Regions from separate parts of the Homo sapiens genome. Here region 1 is linked to region 2. Evidence: chromatin loops called from intact Hi-C (ENCODE). Cell type or tissue: MCF 10A. All regions are shown on one strand. Links, peaks and the distances in the headings refer to the core of each region. The heading gives the core; the rest is flanking DNA. Region 1 has its middle 27 kb from the start of KLF17. Region 2 overlaps ERI3 (ERI1 exoribonuclease family member 3).

What was found. A loop is a pair of places that touch in the nucleus more often than their neighbours do. Peaks named below come from ENCODE experiments on the same cell type or tissue, not always from the same donor. Only the 100,000 strongest peaks of a DNase experiment are listed, where the experiment ranks them.
Region 1: it touches region 2 in a loop (3-fold over the local background); 7 of 110 quality-filtered maps call a loop at or near these places.

The regions. Positions count from the first base shown.
Region 1 is chr1:44,089,989-44,094,384 of GRCh38, reverse strand. It overlaps a transcript of KLF17 not described here. Among named protein-coding and RNA genes, the nearest start is that of KLF17, 27 kb to the left of the region's middle. RefSeq lists enhancers at 379-703, 4,234-4,396. In MCF 10A, for the core only: a CTCF peak has its summit at 2,001 (motif pointing left); no DNase peak of the experiment used is centred there.
Region 2 is chr1:44,325,435-44,329,830 of GRCh38, reverse strand. All of the region lies in intron 3 of ERI3 (ERI1 exoribonuclease family member 3), which reads left to right. Among named protein-coding and RNA genes, the nearest start is that of ERI3, 28 kb to the left of the region's middle. In MCF 10A, for the core only: no CTCF peak of the experiment used is centred there; a DNase peak (open chromatin) is centred at 1,790.

The DNA.
Region 1 (4,396 bases), core at 309-4,308, 240 kb after region 2:
AAGGCAACCAAAGAAAAATGGAAAAACAGGATCACATCAAGCTAAAAAGCTTCTGCACAGCAGAGGAAACAATTAACAAAGAAAAGAGACAACCCATGGAATGGGGGAAAATATTTGCAAACTACCCATCTGACAAGGGATTAATAATCGAATACATAAGGAGTTCAAGCAACTCAATAGGAAAAAAAAAACAAATAACCTGTGTTTAAAATGGGCAAAAGATTTGAATACACATTTCTCAAAAGAAGACATACTAATGGTCAACAGTCCTGCAGTCAGCCTGCAAAATCGTGGTATATGAAAAGTCACCCCTCCATATACATGGGTTTTGCATCTGGCGAATATTGTTTGATCAAAAAAAATCCACATCTAAGTGGACTCACGTAGTTCAGACTCAGGTTGTCCAAGGTTTAACTTGGACTGTTTCTTCTCTGTCTTCCATTTCAAGCACTTTCTCTCTGACTCTTTTTACTTCTGAAGAAAACAGTACACTAACTTGGTAAAGAGATAACTTCCAATGAAAAATATCTGAGCTACAACAGACGCAGAGAGAAATCTTATCTGAAACTTCCCTTATCTGACTAACTCAGAGCCTTAGGAGACATAGCTGCCACAAACCCTCCTCCAGAGGTCTCTGGTCACAGAAGCACTGACGTTGAACATCAAGACACTTTTTAAAAAATCGTATAAAGATGAGTGCGGTGGCTCACACCTGTAATCCCAGCACTTTGGGAGGCAGAGGCAGGTGGATCACTTGAAGCCAGGAGTTTGAGGCCAGCCTGGCCAACATGGTGAAATCCCGTCTCTACTAAAAATACAAAAATTAGCTGGATGTGGTGGCAAATGCCTGTAATTCCAGCTACTCGGGAGGCTGAGGCAGGAGAATCGCTTGAACCCAGGAGGCAGAGGTTGCAGTGGGCAGAGATCGCACCACTGCACTCCAGCTTGGGGGACAAGAGTGAAACTCCGTCTCAAAAAAATAAAAAATTGTATAAACAAGACTCATAAGAAGCTTCCATTCTTTGAAGTCCTAAAGCCCCGCTGGGGTAGTATATAGGTTGGTACATAAACTTTTACCCCCAGCTGTTCAGGGAGCTACTCTCTCTATAGGGTACGCCCACATGTGTATTTTCCCCCTGTTACTCTATTGCCATTTAATTCACAGGCCCCCAACCAGCTGGACTTAGGTTGGTAGAGGAGAAGTCTTTCTTCCCAACACTTTTCTCTTGATTTCATTTTCATCCTCTTGGTTTTTCCAAAGCAAACATGGACAAATAGGATCACATCAAGCAAAACTGTCTTTCTTCAATGCCCCTTATTACATTTCCACTTGAATTTATTCTCCTTTGAGTACCTTATAATGTAGGCTTTATTTCTGAAATCATTTTGTCTGTTCCTTCTTTCCTGAGTTCAGTGAACTCTTAATTTATTCCTTCAGAGCAGGGGGATGCCCATTTGCTTTTAATTTTTGAATTTTGGTTTCAAGATGGTTTTCCTTTTTTTGTTTTTTTGGGGTTTTTTTTGATAAATTTTTGAAGTACAAGTATAATTTTGTAACATGAATAGATTACATAGTGGTCAAGTCAGAGCTTTTAGGGGGTCTATCACTCAAGTCACATATATTGTACCCCTTGAGTAAAGGGTACCCAGCTACTCGAAAGGCTGAGGTGAGAGGATTGCTTGAGCCTAAGAGTTCAAGTCCAACCTGGGCAACATAATGAGACCCTGTCTCAAAGGAAAAAAAAAAAAAGCTAAAGAGTGATTTGTCATATCCTCAAATGTTTGCCTGAAGACGACAATTCATTGAGTTTGGTGTGTTGTGTTACAGCATTTTTCTTCTGCTTCATGGTAATTTTTCTTTTGGGGGGAAATGTAGAAATGTTCATCACTTGAACTATTTTGGTTCTCATTTTCTATTTTCTTATAGAAACGTTTAATCTGTTTTTGGCTATTTATTTTTTGGAATGAGAGTGGTCTCCAAGATTCTTAGTTGAATGGCGTCCCCTTCTGTCAGTGTAGTGAAGTACAAGTTTTTTTTGAGACGAAGTTTTGTTCTTGTTGCCCAGGCTAGATAGAGTGCAATGGCTCGATCTCGGCTCACCGCATCATCAGCCTCCCGGATTCAAGTGATTCTCCTGCCTCAGCCTCCCGAGTAGCTGGGATTACAGGCATGCACCACCACGCCCAGCTAATTTTGTATTTTAAGTAGAGATGGTGTTTCTCCATGTTGGTCAGGCTGGTCTCGAACCCCCGACCTCAGGTGATCCGCCCACCTCAGCATCCCAAAGTGCTGGGATTATAGGTGTGAGCCACTGCACCTGACCCAAAGAGCAAGTTTTTTTTTTTTTTTTTAATGCAGTAGTTCTTTTTAAATTTGGGGGAGGGAAGTGGGCAGAGAGAGAGAGAGAGAGAGAGAGAGAGAGTGTGTGTGTGTTGTTGTTGTTGTTGTTTTTTGGGTTTTTTTTTTTTTTGAGACAGAGTTTTTCTCTCTCACCCCCCAGGCTGGGGTGCAGTGATGCCATCCTAGCCCACTGCAGCCTCGAACTCCTAGGCTCAAGCAATGAATACAGCAGTTCTTAAAGTGTGATTCAAGAACCGTTAAGGTCCCCAAAATCTTTCAAGTAGCTGCAAAGTCAAAACTATTTTAAGAATATACTAATATGCTTTTGTCTTTCTGACCTTCATTCTCTTAACAAGTATGGAGCTTTCTTTTTCTTTTCTTGTTCTTCTTTTTTTTTTTTTTTTTTTTGAGATGGAGTCTCATGCAGTGGCACGATCTCGTCTCACTGCAACCTCCGCCTCCCAGGTTCAAGAGATTCTCCTACCTCAGCCTCCCAAGTAGCTGGGATTACAGGTGCGTGCCACCATGCCTGGCTAATTCTCATGTTTTTAGTAGAAACAGGGTCTCACCAGGTTGGCCAAGTTGGTCTCAAACTCCTGACCTCAAATGATCCACCTGCATCAGGCTCTCAAAGTGCTGGGATTACAGGTGTGAGCCACAGTGCCTGGCCCAGAGGTATGGACTTTTCTAGGAGCTACAGGACATGTGATATTGCATCAGACTGAATTTAGACATGCAGATATAAGACCAGCTGTCTTCTGTTTAGCCAGATATTAACAGATTTGTAAAAATGTAAAAAAAATGCCACTCTTCTCATGAAATTTTTTGTTTTGGAAAATATAGTTATTTTTCATTTAAAAATTAGTTATGTTAATATGGAATTGGTTTATTATTCTTTTTAAATTAATTCCTAAAATACTTTTTAAATTCTCAGTTTTAATATTGAATATAGTAAATGTTGATAGATATAACCTACAAATACAAAAGCTCTTTAGGGTACTCATTTTAAGAGTATAACAAAGTCCTGAAAACAAAAAAGTCTGACAACTGCTGCTTTAATGGATGGCTCTGTGTGTGTGTGTGCATGCGTGCGTGTGTGTGTGTGTGTGCGTGTGCATGTGTGTGTGTGTGGTGGGAATTGTATCTCCTGCAAGTTTTGGGTTCTGTTTTGTGTTACATGCCCTACATTTTCCTCTTTTGATTCTTTTTTTCTCCCCCTGGGTACTCACTGGTTATAGCACCTTTTGATTCTTTTCCCCTTCACCACCTAATCTTCAAAGTGTGCCTCTCCTTTCCTTTCTTGCATTCTATTTCCCCAGAAGCGCGACTTTTCTGAGGTTGTCTCCTTGAGGCTACGCTGCCCTTTTCAGTCCCTCCCCGTGGTCAGTGCTCTGATCTACAGGATTCGTTTTCGTGTTGTTTCTCTTAGGGCGGACTTTCTCTTTAACACAATGATTTCAGATCAATCTTTGGCCTGCTGTTACCTGCCCCCTCTTCTCTTCCACAGTTTTTCCAGGACTGCCCTTGCTCTCCACAAAGATTTGCAGTAGAACTGTGAAAGCCATCTCACTGGAATTTGGTGTTTATTTTTTCTACTTACAGGTAATTTAAAGTTTAGGAATTCTCTGTCATCCAGTTATGCTGAGAATTTAGTTTTTGTTATTATTTTTTTCTGTATCAAGAACCAGGAGTCAACAAATCTTTTCTTTTTTTTTTTTTTTTTTTTTTTTTTTTTTTGTAGAGACAAGATCTCACTGTGTTGCCCAGGCTGGTCTAGAACTCCTCAAGAGATCCTCCTGCCTGGGATTACAGGTGTGGCAGCACCTGGCCAGCAGATTTTTTCTTAAAAGGGCCATATAGTAAATAATTGAGGCTTCCAGGCCATACTGTCTCTCTCTCTTTTTTTTTTTTTTTTGAGACAGAGTCTCACTTTATCACCCAGGCAGTGGCATGGTCAGAGCTCACTGCAGCCTTGATCTCCCAGGCTCAAGGGATCCTCCCGCATCAGCTCCCCGAGTACGCCCGGCTAACTTTTTGCATTTTTAGTAGGGACAG
Region 2 (4,396 bases), core at 254-4,253:
AATCTATAGTTGTTGTAAATGGGGTACTCTGAGTAGAAGATCCGTATCAGGGAGAACATAACAGGCAGAGCTGTTATAGTTGAGTTCCTTAGTGGTAATGTGGGTAGTTATTCCTCTAGGACCTATTTGATGCATTGTTTGGCCATTGGCCTAGAGGAGGTAGGTAGTGATGGTTAGGTAGATAGGATAATAACTGGCTAGAAAGCTTGGAATCTTGCTCTCTAAAAGTGTGATAAAACTGAGAGCCATGATTTGAGATTGCATTGTCTGGAAATGCAGGGACATGTCTGCGTTGTTCACAACACTAGCGGCATTTTAAAGGCCAGCTGGTCAACTGAACGGGATTGGTAGTTACAGATGGGTGGGTAGGGCTGATGAGTGAGATGAAACATGGCATTTTGATCAGGTCTACTTTCACTGGAAAGGTAATGTGACTAGAGAAACAATGTCGGGGGCAGACCTGAAAGGAAATTCATGGTTGATGGTGTTGAATGTGGTGGCTGGTGAGGATAGCAAGGAGTCCCCAAGTAGGTGCCTTAGGATATGCAGGAATTCTGTGATCCTGCTCCAAATTTGTGGCCAGGGTTGGAGAGGCCTTTCTCAGGACCAGAGGCAGTTAGATAGACCAGATAAGCTCCTGGCTTGTGTCTGTAATGAGCGGTCTTCTCATAGGAGAGGTACCCAGTCCTGCTTTTTGGTTCATCTGGACAGAGGAAGGTTTTTTTCTGGAGGGCTGAGACAATAGTGTGCTGAGCACTCTGAGGGTAGCTGATGCCCTGGTCTTGACAGTATTCCTAAAGGAAGCAGGCACTGCCATGACAAGAAGACTTTTTGCTAGCTCCCTGACAGAGATGTGCCAGTCTACTCTGTGAAGTTCTTGGATGTGACAGGCCTGTTTTTCTGCCCTAGCTCTTGGCAGCAAGGAGGATGAAATGTCTGGTGATAAGAGCTAGCGATGGTTAGCAGACTTAGAGGGCTTGACTCGGGTGCTTAAAGTGGGTCAAGTAAGGGTTTGCTCTGAGAAGGGAGCTGAGAGCCATGGGCTCTGATTCTCATTTGGTCAGTACCTCAGCGATAAGGAGTTAGTCACATAAATGTTCTAGACTACACCTTTGCTGTTTAAATTGTGGTCTGAGAACCAGCAGCATCCTCATCACCTGGGAGCTTGTTAGAAATGCAGAATGTCATGCCGGCCCTACTGAAATAGAATATACTGAAATATAATCTGAATATACTAAATATACTGAAATAGAACCTGCAATCTGACACATTCCTCAGGTCATTTGAAGTCTGAGAAACACTGCTGTAGTCTGGACCAGCGGTTCTCAAACTTCAGACTTCAGCGAGCGTCAGAGTCACCTGGAGGGCTGTTAAAACCAAGGCTGTTGGCCCCATCCCCAGGGCTTCTGATTCTGAAAGGCAAGGGTGGAGGCCAGAAATTTGCATTTCTAACAAGTTCTCAAGTGATGGGACTGGTTTGACAACAGCTGACCCTCTTAGCTTTCTCATCTGCAAAACAGGGGAGTGATTCCTGCCTGCTTACGGAGATGTGGGATCATATGGGACAGTGTGTGAGAAATGTGTTCAGTGCATTGCGGGGGTGGGGGGCGGGTATCCGTTTGTGTATTGCTTGCTTACTAGTCAGTGAATTTTTAAAAATCTATTGTCATGCCAGCACAACTGTTTACCTTCCTGGCTGCTGGCCATCATTTGTGGGCAGAGAACAGGGAATCTATGAACCACCCCACAGGCATGCAGTATTCTGTGAAGAGATCAGCAGTCCCTGGGGCTATGGATGGGGATTATTGAGCAAGGCCTCCTGTAGCCCAGCCAGCTTCCCTGGCTCCTGGCCAAGTAGTCTGACCAGAATTCTCAGTCTGCCTGAGTGGGCCTGGTCCTGTCTTGATCACTTGTTACTCACCGCCATTTCTTCACCCCCAGCTAGTGTATCTTAAGGCAATATTTGAATTGGTTTGAAAAATGGTCTTTGTCTAACCAAGCCTCTGATTCATCTTGTGATCCTGAGCAAGACACATGCCTTTCCTCCACTTTGTTGGGTGACTGATGGAACAGGCTTTGGCTGCATGTGCCCAAGTCCCAGAATGTGGACTCTGGACCTTCAAAGTGAGGGAAGCTGAGGTAGACGCTGTTCTGATGAGAATCAGTAGAGCATAGTAGTTAAAAGCATAGATTCCAAAACTGGACTGTCTGGATTTGAGTCTTGACTACCTACTGGTAGTCTGACCTTGGGCAAGTTGCTTGCACTCTTTATGCCTCAGTTGCCTTATTGGCAAAGTGGGGTTAATAATAGTACCAATCTTATAGGACTGATGGGAGGATAAACTGAGTTAAACATATTAAGTGCTCAAAACAGTGTTTGATATGTAATGGCTTATAGGTATTAGCTCTTATTAGTAGAACTAGTACTAGTATTATTCTGATCCACAACCTCCTAATAAGCTGTTGAGATACAGCAGGTGACTGGGAGGCAGGCCCTGCTTCTCTGGGAAACACAGAGAGATCAGGCCCTCTTATCAACATACTGATAGAACCAGAGTACTATCCAGAGAGATTTTTTTGGGCTTGGCACCCTTCCATTTCTAGGCCCTTCCTTAGTGATGCCTCCAGGGGACCTCTCTAGCACATAACCTGAGATTTGTTTAAATTAATTTCATGACAAATGTGTGTCTACAGGTAGCTACAAACAAATCATTTGGTTGTTTGGTGCCCTTGAAGGGTCAGCTTCACAGAAGCCACTAATATCTGAAGTTATTTACAATTGAATATGTAAAAATGTTTGAACTGTGGCTGTTTCTGAGTCATGTACATACAGAGGGAGACACAGGTGTGCACACCTCAGGTGAGGATGTGGTTTCTAAGACTTGGTCTCCTTCATTTATTGGTATTATGTTTTTGAAAAATTCAGATTTCAATAAGGGTAAATTATAATTCACTTTGCACCCATACTCTCCTCAAATAAAGAATAGCAGTGTCTATTTTCAGCCTCTTTTCTATATTTTAATTGCTTTGGGGTCTATGGAGATGGGGAGAGGGGGACATGTAGGTGAAAAATCAGCCTTTTAAAGCTCCGATTTTTTACCCTTCCTTGTCCTGAAACTTCGAGCATCAGCTCTCATCTGTCAAAGTGTAAATCAGCAATTAAAACCCAAACAGCCAAATGCCAAAGATGACCCGAAGCACAAAGCAACTGACAAACAAGTCCGGACAAATCGACGGGTAATTTATAAGCTTTGCCCTAAAATCTAATTATTTGGCAATTCGAATTTGCAGCCAGCCAGGGCTTGGCAATAAATTTAACCCGCCATAAATTATTTAGGAGCAGACTGTGGTGTAAATCAAAACCACGAGTGTTTGTTTAAGAAATAAGCTCCTTGTGCATAAAATGTCTTTTTTTTTTCCAAGGGAGAAACTGTTATTGCAAACCATACCCCATTGCCCAGTGTAGCCCTCACTTCTCCCATCCAACTTACCCTCTTCCCTGTGGCCAGGAGGCTTCTTGATCCTTGGAGAAAGGGCCCGTCTTTGCATGAGACTTTTATCCAAAACTAAATATTTGGGTAAAACCCACATGTTTTCCAGGGACTGCATTTTCTACCTTGTGGTATGTGTTGCTTTTAGATTTTATCAAACCTTTCAGTGCAGGGACACACACTTTTTGGAATTTTCTTCCGAGGGTTGAAGGAATAGATTAGTTGTTTTGAAGGAAAGCCAGTTCCTTCTTCCTAGGTTGGGAGGGGGAAGCCATGAAAAATGATCTGCTCATTCTCTTATTTCAGATAGGACATAGAAACATCAGCTCAGGCAGAGGAGAATCTATGCTTAGGAAAAAAGGGCTAGAATGCTACTCTATTAAACCCTCTGGGCTGGGTGCAGTGGCTCTGGCCTGTAATCCCAGCACTTTGGGAGGCCAAGGCAGACAGATCTCTTGAGGCCAGGAGTTTGAGACCCACCTGGCCAACGTGGCAAAACCCTGTCTTTAGTAAAAACACAAAAATTAGCTGGGCATGGTAATCCCAGCTACTTGGGAGGCTGAGGCATGAGAATCACTTGAACCTGGGAGGCGGAGGTTGCAGTGAGCCGAGATCATGCCACCGTACTCCAGCCTGGGTGACAGAGCGAAATCCTGTCTCAAAAACAAACAAAAAAACAGAATTTATAAACCCTCTGTCCCAGTTTTATGAATCCCAACAGTCTAACCTGAGTGCCTTCTGCTTAAATCCTCTTGTTGTTATTCTATCTTCAAATTTATTTTTATTTCTGCAGACACTTCAGTTGGAGGGAGTTTGAATACCCCGAAAGCAACTTACACATTTATTTCTTGTAATCTACTGATCGTGGGTGTGAAATTTCATTTGAAATGCTGTTGCAGTTGTGT